Regions from separate parts of the Homo sapiens genome. Here region 2 is linked to region 1. The links are chromatin contacts, found by Hi-C or POLR2A ChIA-PET in ENCODE. All regions are on one chromosome and are shown on one strand. Each heading gives the region's core, a stretch centred on a gene start or an enhancer-like site at or near the end of the contact. The rest is flanking DNA. Distances are from core to core; before and after follow the strand shown.

Evidence for each region. Hi-C counts contacts between places; a loop is a spot of excess contacts on that map. ChIA-PET counts read pairs that join two places held with the same protein, here RNA polymerase II (POLR2A). Pooled maps may share reads with other maps.
Region 2: a loop to region 1 is called in a map of posterior vena cava, with 4 times the contacts of the local background. The contact joins two enhancer-like sites. A Hi-C loop is called at or near these places in 1 of 168 maps with a recorded cell type or tissue (posterior vena cava) and 2 of 50 pooled maps. POLR2A ChIA-PET finds 5 or more read pairs at or near these places in 1 of 52 experiments (activated naive CD4-positive, alpha-beta T cell).

The regions. Positions count from the first base shown.
Region 1 is chr9:38,016,080-38,021,002 of GRCh38, reverse strand. It overlaps SHB (SH2 domain containing adaptor protein B), which reads left to right. Exons shown (of 6, transcript NM_003028.3): 2 at 4,872-4,923. Among named protein-coding and RNA genes, the nearest start is that of SHB, 51 kb to the left of the region's middle. RefSeq lists enhancers at 1,697-1,991, 3,354-4,117 and a silencer at 3,377-3,671. Within about 2 kb of position 1,887, at least 14 of the 41 ENCODE cell types and tissues checked have a DNase peak (open chromatin) inside an H3K27ac peak, as active enhancers do.
Region 2 is chr9:38,308,654-38,313,576 of GRCh38, reverse strand. No RefSeq gene overlaps it. Among named protein-coding and RNA genes, the nearest start is that of ALDH1B1, 82 kb to the left of the region's middle. RefSeq lists an enhancer at 2,104-2,662. Within about 2 kb of position 2,081, at least 4 of the 41 ENCODE cell types and tissues checked have a DNase peak (open chromatin) inside an H3K27ac peak, as active enhancers do.

The sequences.
Region 1 (4,923 bases), core at 638-3,137:
TGCATTTCTGCAGTGGCTCCTCTTCTGAAGTGCCACCAGCCCTTCCTGTAGCCGGGTGATCTTCCTAGAACGAGTTTGCTGAGAGTAAATTGGCCTTGGCCTGAAAGCTGCTGTGGGTTTCAAACAGAAAGCCTTGCCTTGCAAGATCCTCGGGGCTAGGATCCCTGTTGGGCCACCCCCCCACCCCGTCACTTTCAGGGTGGTGACAGGGCAGAAGTCTTTTTTTAAATTTATTTAAATTTTTATTTTCATAGGTTATTGGAGAACAGGTGGTGTTTGGTTACATGACTAAGTTCTTTAGTGGTGATTTGTGAGATTTTGGTAGCCCTCTCCCCCTGCACAGGCCGAATTGCTCAATCTGGAGCCAGCCCACATGATTGCAGAGGGGTTACCATTTCCTCCATGTCTTAGATCCTGGAGATGGCACGTCGGGTCCTCTTTTTCTCCAGTTGACCACCAGGGAAGAAAACAAAAGAGCTGCATGTTAGCACAAACTTCTTGCTTCACTTCAACGAACAGGGCTGAGCAATACCTGGGAAAAGTACAATTCCAGAGTAATATCTGGAGGCTTGTCTCTAGACTGGTGGGGAAGGGTGCTGGCTCTAGCTTATTGTTTCCCAAGCTTTCCTGATAAGGATCACCTGGCTTGCTTGTTAAAATACAGATTATTGGGGCTAGGAATCTGTTTCCTTAACAAGCGTTCCAAGCCATTCCTGTCTTCAGGCAAGTTTGGGAAACATTCTGTCTACTGTACCAAAAATAGCCTGTGGAAGAGGAGTGCTTTTAAGCAAGTTTAGTTTTGCACATAGTACATGAATAGGTTCTCCTTGTTTGAAAATGTTTTAACATTGCAGAGAAGGTCTCTTTTGACTTCCCCTAAGCACCCCATTCCAAGTCCTTCCCTCCTTCCCAAAGAGGGGTCAGTTTGGAGTGTGCATCTCCCAGACCCTTTCTTTAACTTAATAGAGATACAGGTTTCTGTTTTGTTTTTCATTAAGTAGGTATGATGTTGTAGTTATCATTCTACAGCTTGCTTGCTTTCCATTCAGAGCTATGTCATGGAGTGCTGTGCCAGCTCACACAGAGCAACTGCTTTTTTTAAATTTTTTTTTTCAGCCTGCTGCATAATGTTACATCGTATGGAACTAGCACAGTTTATTTAGCGATTCCTCTATTGATGGATGCAGTAGTTTCGGGTGGTTTCTCATGATTACTTCAGGCAGCATCCTTCCCATGGACCCTTATGCACATTTGGGAATAAATACTGAGAAGTAAAATTGCTGGGTCAAACTTGGCGCATTTGGGGATTTTAATGGATTCTGCCCAAAGTTACCCTTGTAAGTGTCTCCACCCAAGTGCATTTCCACTGAAAGCATGTGGAGAGGACCCAATTCTGCTCACAAGTGCAGCTGTCCCACAAAAGCAACTAAAACTCTGACCAGTCCATAGGGAAGTGTGGCCAAGGGGCAACACCCACCTTCCTCTAGTCCTTTCCTTTGGGATGAACAGCTGCAGACTACTTCCTATCACAAAGTGAAGTTTCTAAGATAAAAACACAGGGGCCCCAGCAGTGTGCGTTCCAGAGAGGAGGCATGGAGAGGCCATCCCCAGGCCACTGCTGGTTTGCTAGGTGACTGACAACGCCCTGCAGTGGGCCCTGTGGAAAACAAGGGGAGGTCAGAGCAGGTCTCCAGGAGGACAAACCTGTGGAAGCCCTGTAGGGGCTTTGGGCTGACCTGGGGTCTGTAGTTTTGTCTGAAAGCAAGAAAGGTGCTTGCCTGGGGTTTAGCACTCATCCCAAGAGGCCGAGCAAACAAAAGATGACGTGGCTCACTGACTAAGCAGCCGCACTCTACAGCCTTTTTTTCTGCTACTGCTCAGCTCTGCCTCTGTGGCTGCCAGGTCTCTGCCAATCTGAGACTAAAAGGAAAGCTTCTTGTGGACCCAGGTGGCCTGGCCTGCAGAGGAGTCCCGGCTGGCTCCCTTTTGGTTGAATTGTTCAATTAGATATACAGGAGTTGTCCACTAACTGGGAAGTTTTAAAGCAAAGCAAAAGCAATCCCGTCAGAAATCCAATCTCACATCTGGAGAAAACTCATTCTCTTTCTTTTAGCTCAAAAAAGCAGCACGCTTCACACAAACCTTCTGCATGGCCATCTGGACTGGCGGTGAGCCCCAGGCAGCTTGGACAGTGGTCACACTGCCCAGTCCTGATGGCTGGGGCCCATGGTACTTCACAGGGCACTCTGGTTGACTGCCTGCTCAACTCTCCTAACACCTGGTTGAATTTTTATTCCCAAAACTAGGACATCATTTTGCAAAAGATCAGACAGTTCAGTGTAGTGTTTGCAAAGTTTCAGGTTGCTCAAACCTCAAATTTCTTTCCCTCCACCAACCTCACTTTGAAGTTCAAAAGCAAATTGATTAAATATACATTTTAGGAACTTTCCAATTTGCTTCTTAAACTAACAGAATTCTAGACTTTTTTTTTTTTTTCAATGGAAGGATTTTCAACTGTCAGCAGGTATAACTGGAACCATATGTCAGCAGAGACCAGGGGCTTTTCCTGGTTTTAGGATTTGTACATTCTTACTGAAACGGAAGTAAGTGGAGCAGGCAGCCGCAGCTCCATGACAGCCTGAGCTCAGATCTCATTTTAATTAGAAAATATAGGTAGCACTTGCTGAATCACAGTCCTTCCAGAACTCCTGTCCCAGGGCAAACAAAGATTTGGTTTATATCCTGCAAACCTCTGTGTTTGCAAATTACAGAGCACTTCTGAGAGCTGGAATGGCGATTTCTAGATTACTATGGAGACTGCAACCCAACTGCCTCTCCCACCCCGCCAGCAAATCCCCCCAAATGATTTTGTTTTCCAGGGGAGACATTTTTTCCCTTCCTTATTGCAAAATAGATGGAGCATGTTCATGTTGAAGAGAGACAGTGAGGAAATCTGGGACAAGAGAAATAAGATTAGATGTCATCCACAGCAGCAACTCATTTTCTCCATTTGGATGTCTGGCCCCTTGAACTCTGAGACACAAAACCCTGCACCTGACCAGCATCTGAACTGTTCCGTTTGACAGCAGTTTATGTGTATAATTTTCTCCCTAATGTATTCTGCAAATGGTAGAGTAGAAATAGCAAATGAAAGACATTGCAAGGCCTAGCTCTCTCCCACCCCTTCTTTCCCTGGCCTGGTGTCATTTGAGCTCAGTGAGTCTCAAGAAAGGCTGCCATTACAATGTCAGCATCTGGAAGCCACCCCTACTGGGTCCCCACTGGGACTCAGAGCCTGAGCCACAGCCACGGAGAAAGTGGTGGAGTAGCGGCAGCGGGAGCCATAGATGCTCCAGTGCTGGGCACTCTGGGCTTCGGTCTTCACTGATGAGCTTCTCTTGTTTGGGGAGCAGTGACCGCTGTGTGCTAAACCTCCCGTTGGCCTCCAGCCACTTGCCAGGGACAGAGCTGCCGCCTGCTGTCCCTTTCCGGGCATCACATTCCTGGCAGCTGGCGGTCACTTGCTCACCCTGCCAGGACGGCTGCCACAAGCTGCCATTTACCAGGCAGACAAAGGGGGATTTTCCCTTCCCCTGAGTTTGCAGGCCCCTCAAATGCCTTACATTCCAGGAGCTGAGAGAACAGGCTCCTGTGGTTTCTAATTAAACCCACAATTTAAATAACAATTCATGTAACCCCAAGGGTTGAGAGGAACGCTAACCTGCCCCCTCCCAAGAGAAGCAGCCGGGTGGCACTGGCTGAGGAGCTGAGGGCTTGGTCTTTGCCAGAAATGTGACCAAAAAGGGCAAGAGGGAAGTCCCAGGACAAGTTTATGATGAAGCGGGGCTAAGCAGGAGGGGCGTGGATTCGGTGGGTTCTGTGCCTCTCCTAAAGGTTAGGAAGTAAAAAGAGGGAGGAACACTTGCCATGTTTAATTGGAGCCTGCAATCGAGAATTTTTACTCTTCTCCAGGGAAAACGTGGAACGGTGGTCTCTGAAGTGTTAGAATCCCAGATACTCAGGTTCTCATGGGAGTGCCCCCCACCCCCAGGTGACTCACTCTTTGTCTGTGAGTTGGAGAATTTTTCTCTGGGGAGAAGAGGCAGGGGCTGTGTTCTGGACTACAGACAAGTGGGGAGCTCAGGCAGGGCCCTGGGAGGCAGAAGATCTGGCCAAGCCTCTGCTCACACTGGACCTCAGTTTACCCATGTGTTGTCGAGGGGTCTTTGGGTTTGTTGCTTTCAGGTCCTTACTGGCCCTGGCTGTCTGTCGATCCTTGAGCTGCTTTTGTGTTTTTATTTGGTCTGTCTGGGGCCACAGTGATCTTTGTATGTAGTTGATCTCACCAAATTGTTGTCTGATGACCCAAGGCGTGGTTATGTTCCAGGTCTGGGGAAATGGAACGCCGAGCTAATTATCTCTAGACAAACTCTTCTGTGCCTCAGCCAGCACCAGGAGCATGTCAGCATTTCTAGGCTTTCTGTGATCTCGTTTCCAACTTTTCCTCCACTTCCATTCCATTAAACCGAGCAACTCACATTCCCTGAGGATGCCCTCCAGGTTCTCGCCTCCATGCTTAGTGTGCATTGTTACCTTCACCAGATGCCCTTCTGTTCTCACCTCACTGTGCCTGGAGCCAGCCAGGCATGCACGAGCTCAGAGGGCTCTTCATCGCAGTGGAGCCCTGCCAGTATGGGTCCCATTCGTTACCCCTGTGAGATGTGGAGCTCCCTGAGTCCGGGCGCCGGCTTTAGTTCCTGCCTCCCCTGCCTCTCCTTGCTCATCTAGCTGAGGCCCAAAGCCTAGCTGTGAAGAGATGTGAAACAAAAAAGCCAAAGGTGGACTCACACCTGCCATCTTCCTCCCTGCAGGTGACCATAGCCGATGACTACTCAGATCCCTTTGATGCCAAGAATGATCTCA
Region 2 (4,923 bases), core at 832-3,331, 290 kb before region 1:
AGTGAAGCAGTTGGATCTAGACAACAGGGGAAGAGTTGTTTGCTTTCGTGCTGGGGAACGAAGAAACCCACACAGCTCCTTTTGTGGGTTGTATTAAAATGCATCTGCAGGCGTTATTATTCCTAATTATAAGTAGCTTAATAATGTCTCTGAAGCAGAGGGTATATGGAGATGGCCAGGAGTCTTGAATTCGTATTGTAGCTCAGCTGGAAAAGGGAAGGATGCTTTGGCATAAATACATGGGTGTTCAAATTGATGGCTCAGGGGTCCAGGATTTATAGAGCCAAGCTTTGGGAATGGTTGTGGGTGGCACCCACTTTCACTGTGTCCATGGCTGAGTAACACCCTTGGCCTTTCCACAGGGCGTCTGCTCAGCAACACCTTCCCCGTCCTGGGCATTCAGTTTTGTGAGGCAGTTTTTTATTTTTATTAAAATTTTTTTTTTTTGCAACAGAGTCTCTCTCACTGTTGCAACACTGTCACTCTCTCATGCAGTGGCACAATCTCGGCTCACTGCAGCCTCTGCCTCCCGGGTTCAAGTGATTCTCCTGCCTCAGCCTCCCAAGTAGCTGGCATTACAGGCATGCGCCACCACGCCCAGCTATTTTTTGTATTTTTCATAGAGATGGGGTTTCACCAGGTTGGCAAGGCTGGTCTCAAACTCCTGACCTCCAGTGATCTGCCTGCCTCAGCCTCTCAGAGTGCTGAGATTACAGGTGTGAGCCACTGCACCCGGCCTTGTTAGGCAGTCTAGACAGAGCATAATAAGTGGCACTGTGACAAGCAGAGGGACATTGAACAAAGCCATGCTAAGGGGAGACATCACAAGACCAGCTCGGTGTGTAAATGCAAGCAGGACTCAGTGAGTTTTCTATTTGTGTCCAGGAGGTGAGGGGACCAAATGCCTCAGAGGCTGGCATTTGAGACCCATAACCTCTCCGGTGGCAGATGGGACACTGATGCTTGAGCTGTGACCTTCCTGGGTTCCCACAGCTGGGCAGAGCAAAGTGAGGTAGAAGCCCAGGGTTCGGCCTGGCCCATTCCTCTCCGTTTTCCACCATGGGGCCTCCCAGGGTTTCCTCTTCAAGCCTCAAGGCAGGCCAGGGCTGGAAGTAGCACAGAGCTGATGAAGGGGAGGCAGTGCCATGCTGTCTGCAGAAGTCTAGAACCTTGGGCCATTAAGGAGGTGCTAAGGCATAAAGAGACTCCTTGAGCCAAGAAATAGACCAAGAAGATGCTTGCCATGGGTAGGGGGATGCCACGTATCTAGGGTCAGATGTACATTTGACGTGATTTCTGCAGTTCACCGTTTGGCAAATGCTGACATTAGTGAGGCACACAGGGCCCAACAGAAAACGGAGCCGTGACCTGGGAGGCGGGGAGCTGGGTGTGTGGTGTGGTTCTCTCTCTGCCTCCCAGCCCCTGCTGGTTCAGTGCTGAGCACCTATGATGATGCCAGGTGCTACACAAGTGGCTTTCATCTGCTTCACTCATTCTGTCCTTGTGCTGTGTGCTTCCTGCTCCCTGGTAACCCCAAGACTGACTCAGGATAGAAGCGACAGGGAGGGGACTCCTGGAGAAAGCCCCCAAGGTGCTGTGGGCAGAAGCAGGGTCCTTCTTACTCTCTGAGTGTCCGTGTTGACAGTGCTGAGCAAAGTGCAGTGGGTGGTATGAGGCCAGGCTGCCCTTTGTACACCCACCAATAGCGTCAGCAGGGAAGTCAACATGCTACCGTGAGAGCTGTTGAGACCAGAATGCAAAGATGCACGAGGAATAGAATGAGTGCAGAACTGAGAGACATCACGAGCAGGCAGGAGAGCAGCCCTCTGCCCAGCCCACTCTAGGGGTCCAGCCCTCTGATGGAGCCGCCGGCTGTGACTCTGGCTCTCTCGTGGTGGGCCCTCTCCTGAAGCCGCATCCCACAGACAGCTTGGCCACTCCCTTGCTCCTTTCCCAGGGGTGGTGAGCAGCCCAGAGTCCTGCCCAGCACTGCAAAGGAGGAAGAAACCTCAGCCAATGGAAGCCGAGGGGAGCTGCCAGGAGCTGTCCTGAAGGGAACTGAGCAGAGGCTGCTGGCTGAGCCACTCTGGAGGGGGCTGCTGGAGTCTCCCAGAAGCTAAGGCTGCTCACAGGAGCCAGGGACTCTCATATTTGCCCTGTCGGTGCCATTGAGCAGAAGAGGAAGACAGGGATGTATCAGAGGGCTCCAGAACCTGCCGTGGGAGCCCAGGCTGGCCATGTGAGGAAAGCTTCTGGTGGGCATGAGTCTCATTTTGAAGCTGGTCTCTGGAATCCAAGCTTCTGGAGGGTCCCAGGTGCAGGGTCCCCTGAAAAGCCCCAGGGTCCTGGTAGGAGCCTGGCTGCACCCACCATTCTGTTGTATAATTGGGAGCAATGGAGGCAAAGAGGATGCCATGACTCACCAGGAATCCACAGGGGCAGAGCCGATCAAGGAAATCCCATGGATCCGGAGACACGGAGAAACCTGTGTCTCTATGTGGTGAGCCACGGCGTGGAGGCCTCAGCTAGGCAGGGGCAGCACCCAAGCTGGAGCTGGGAGGGAGGGGACACACTTGAGTGAGTCAGTTCCTTAAAATAGATCTCTCTCCCTCTACACACACACACACACACACACACACACACACACACACGCACACTGACTCTGTTTCTCAGGAGAAGCCTGACTAACACACATAGTGAAGAGGCAACCAAAGGTGGCAGAGTGGAAGCTACTATGGAATTTTGGAACAAGAGATAGCAGACAATGACATGTAAATTCCCCACCTCCACCCCAGATGCAAAAATCCTAAGCAGCACAGCTCTCCCTGGCTCTCTGGGGGATTGGTTCCAGGACCTGCTCACAAATCCCAAAATTCACAGACACTCAAGCCCCTGATATCAAAAGGCGTAGTATTTGCATATAACCTGTACACATCCTCCCCTATACTTTAAATCTTCTCTAGATTATTTTAAAAACCTAATACAATGTAAATGAGATGTAAATAGTTGTTATACGGTATTGTTTAGGGAATTATGACTGTATAAAAAAAAGTCTGTATGTGTTCAGTATAGACACAACCATTCTTTGGATTCAGAGAGATGACTGTATTTAGGAAGAGACTGAATTTCTTATCAAAGCCAGGCTAGGGGTGTATCAAGCAGATTCAACGCAGGGAACACAAATCCCACTGGCTCCTTAGGCAGGAAAGGATTTAACCAGGGCATGGGTGCTTACCCAGTCATTGGGAGGGTTAAAGGACTTGGCTCCAGGAAGAACTCTCAGGACTGCACAAAACTGACCACTGGGGTTGCTAATGCCTCTGAGAACCCACTGGGGCTCTGCTTGAATACAAAAGCTAAAACTTCCACTGTTGCAGCTGCTGCTGCAAAAGGCTCTGGGTACCAGCAAGCTGGAAAATGGACAGGGAACCCTGCTGCAGGGAAACTGTGTTTCTGTGGCCTTGCTTGCTGGAAGAACAGCAAGCAGGGGTCAGGAAAGTGGGGCTTCTGCACTTCTGATTTGCAAAACTCATACGAGTGTACCCAATGGATGGTACTTACTTCCCATCCATGATTCTCACCACAGGGCATCTGGGAAATGTCATCTTAAGCTGCCCAGCCTCTCCAACCAGAAGGAGGGTGGACTGGAGCAATCCAGTTCACAGGACTGTCCAGGGAACTGGACTCTGAAGACTGTGGGGGCCTATAGGAGTGCATGCAAACAGGAAAGCGAGGCTCACACAGACAACAGCAATCAGCCACAGGGTGAGCAGCCATGCCTCAACCACGCCTGCCTTCCTAGATGCAGGGGATAAAAGAGCACAGCTGCTTGGAGCAAGAAAGGGTTTGTTGCTCTCCATGTGGAAGGTAGAGAGCATTTAGCAGGAGATGGGAATTTCGGTCCAAATGCAGTTGAGATCATATCTTGGCTTTGTTCCCCACAAACGCACAGTTATTTGTATTTCAGCATAAAATTCAAACTCCCAGAACCTGATTAACAAAGGCAGTGCACCACGCATTCCCCCAGAGGCCAGCCAGATGGAAAGCCCAGCGGAATTCCACTTTGAAGTATTCTGTGTTATCTGACTCATTTGCAAAAGAAATGAGCTTTATGGGATGTTCGAATGTTTCCAGACATAACCAGTTGCCCCCAAGCGAGAATAAAGTTATACTCTCTCCTTCACCTTGTGCACATGCAGGCGGGCACGGATGTACACAGCACAGTTAGAATCAAAATATGCCTCCCTTGCCAGGCTCCCCAGGGGGCTGGCAGAAGAGGGAATAAAAATAAAAATGCCTTGGATGAAGTGATGATGGATTTGTTTCTCCCCCACTTTGACAGTGGAATCAGAACAACTGTATGGCTAGTCTAACAAATAGCACATGCCTTTGTCATTAGGAAAATGCAAAATAGGTTTCTAGGTATGGTCAGTCATACAGCCTCTAAAGCTCTGTGGTATCAGGAAAAGCACAGATAGATTTGGGTTCAAATCTCAGCCCTGCTGATTCCCAGCCATATGACCCTAGAAAAGTAGCTTCTGCTCTCTGAGCCTCAGTTTCTTTTTCTGTAAAATAAGCATTAAAAAATATTGATCTCATGCTGTGGTTATGAGAAGAGCGTGAAAGGGCCTTGGAAACCACAAAGGGCTGTGCGTACCTCAAAATTCCTCCCTCTACACACCTAGTGATCCCGCCACCCCTAGGCCACTCCTTTCCCTGAATCCAGTGAGCAATTTCCCACCCCTGTGCCTTTGATCATGCTGTTCCCTCTGTTTAGAAGCCTTCTCCTGCCTATTTCCCCACATCCTTGCCAACATCTGCTGTTAACCTCTTTTTTGGTGGGGGTGCTGGAGTGGACATTCCCCATGCCAATTCAGAAGGTGGAAATTGTGTAGAGGCTTGGCTGTGTTCACTTCTCAGTAA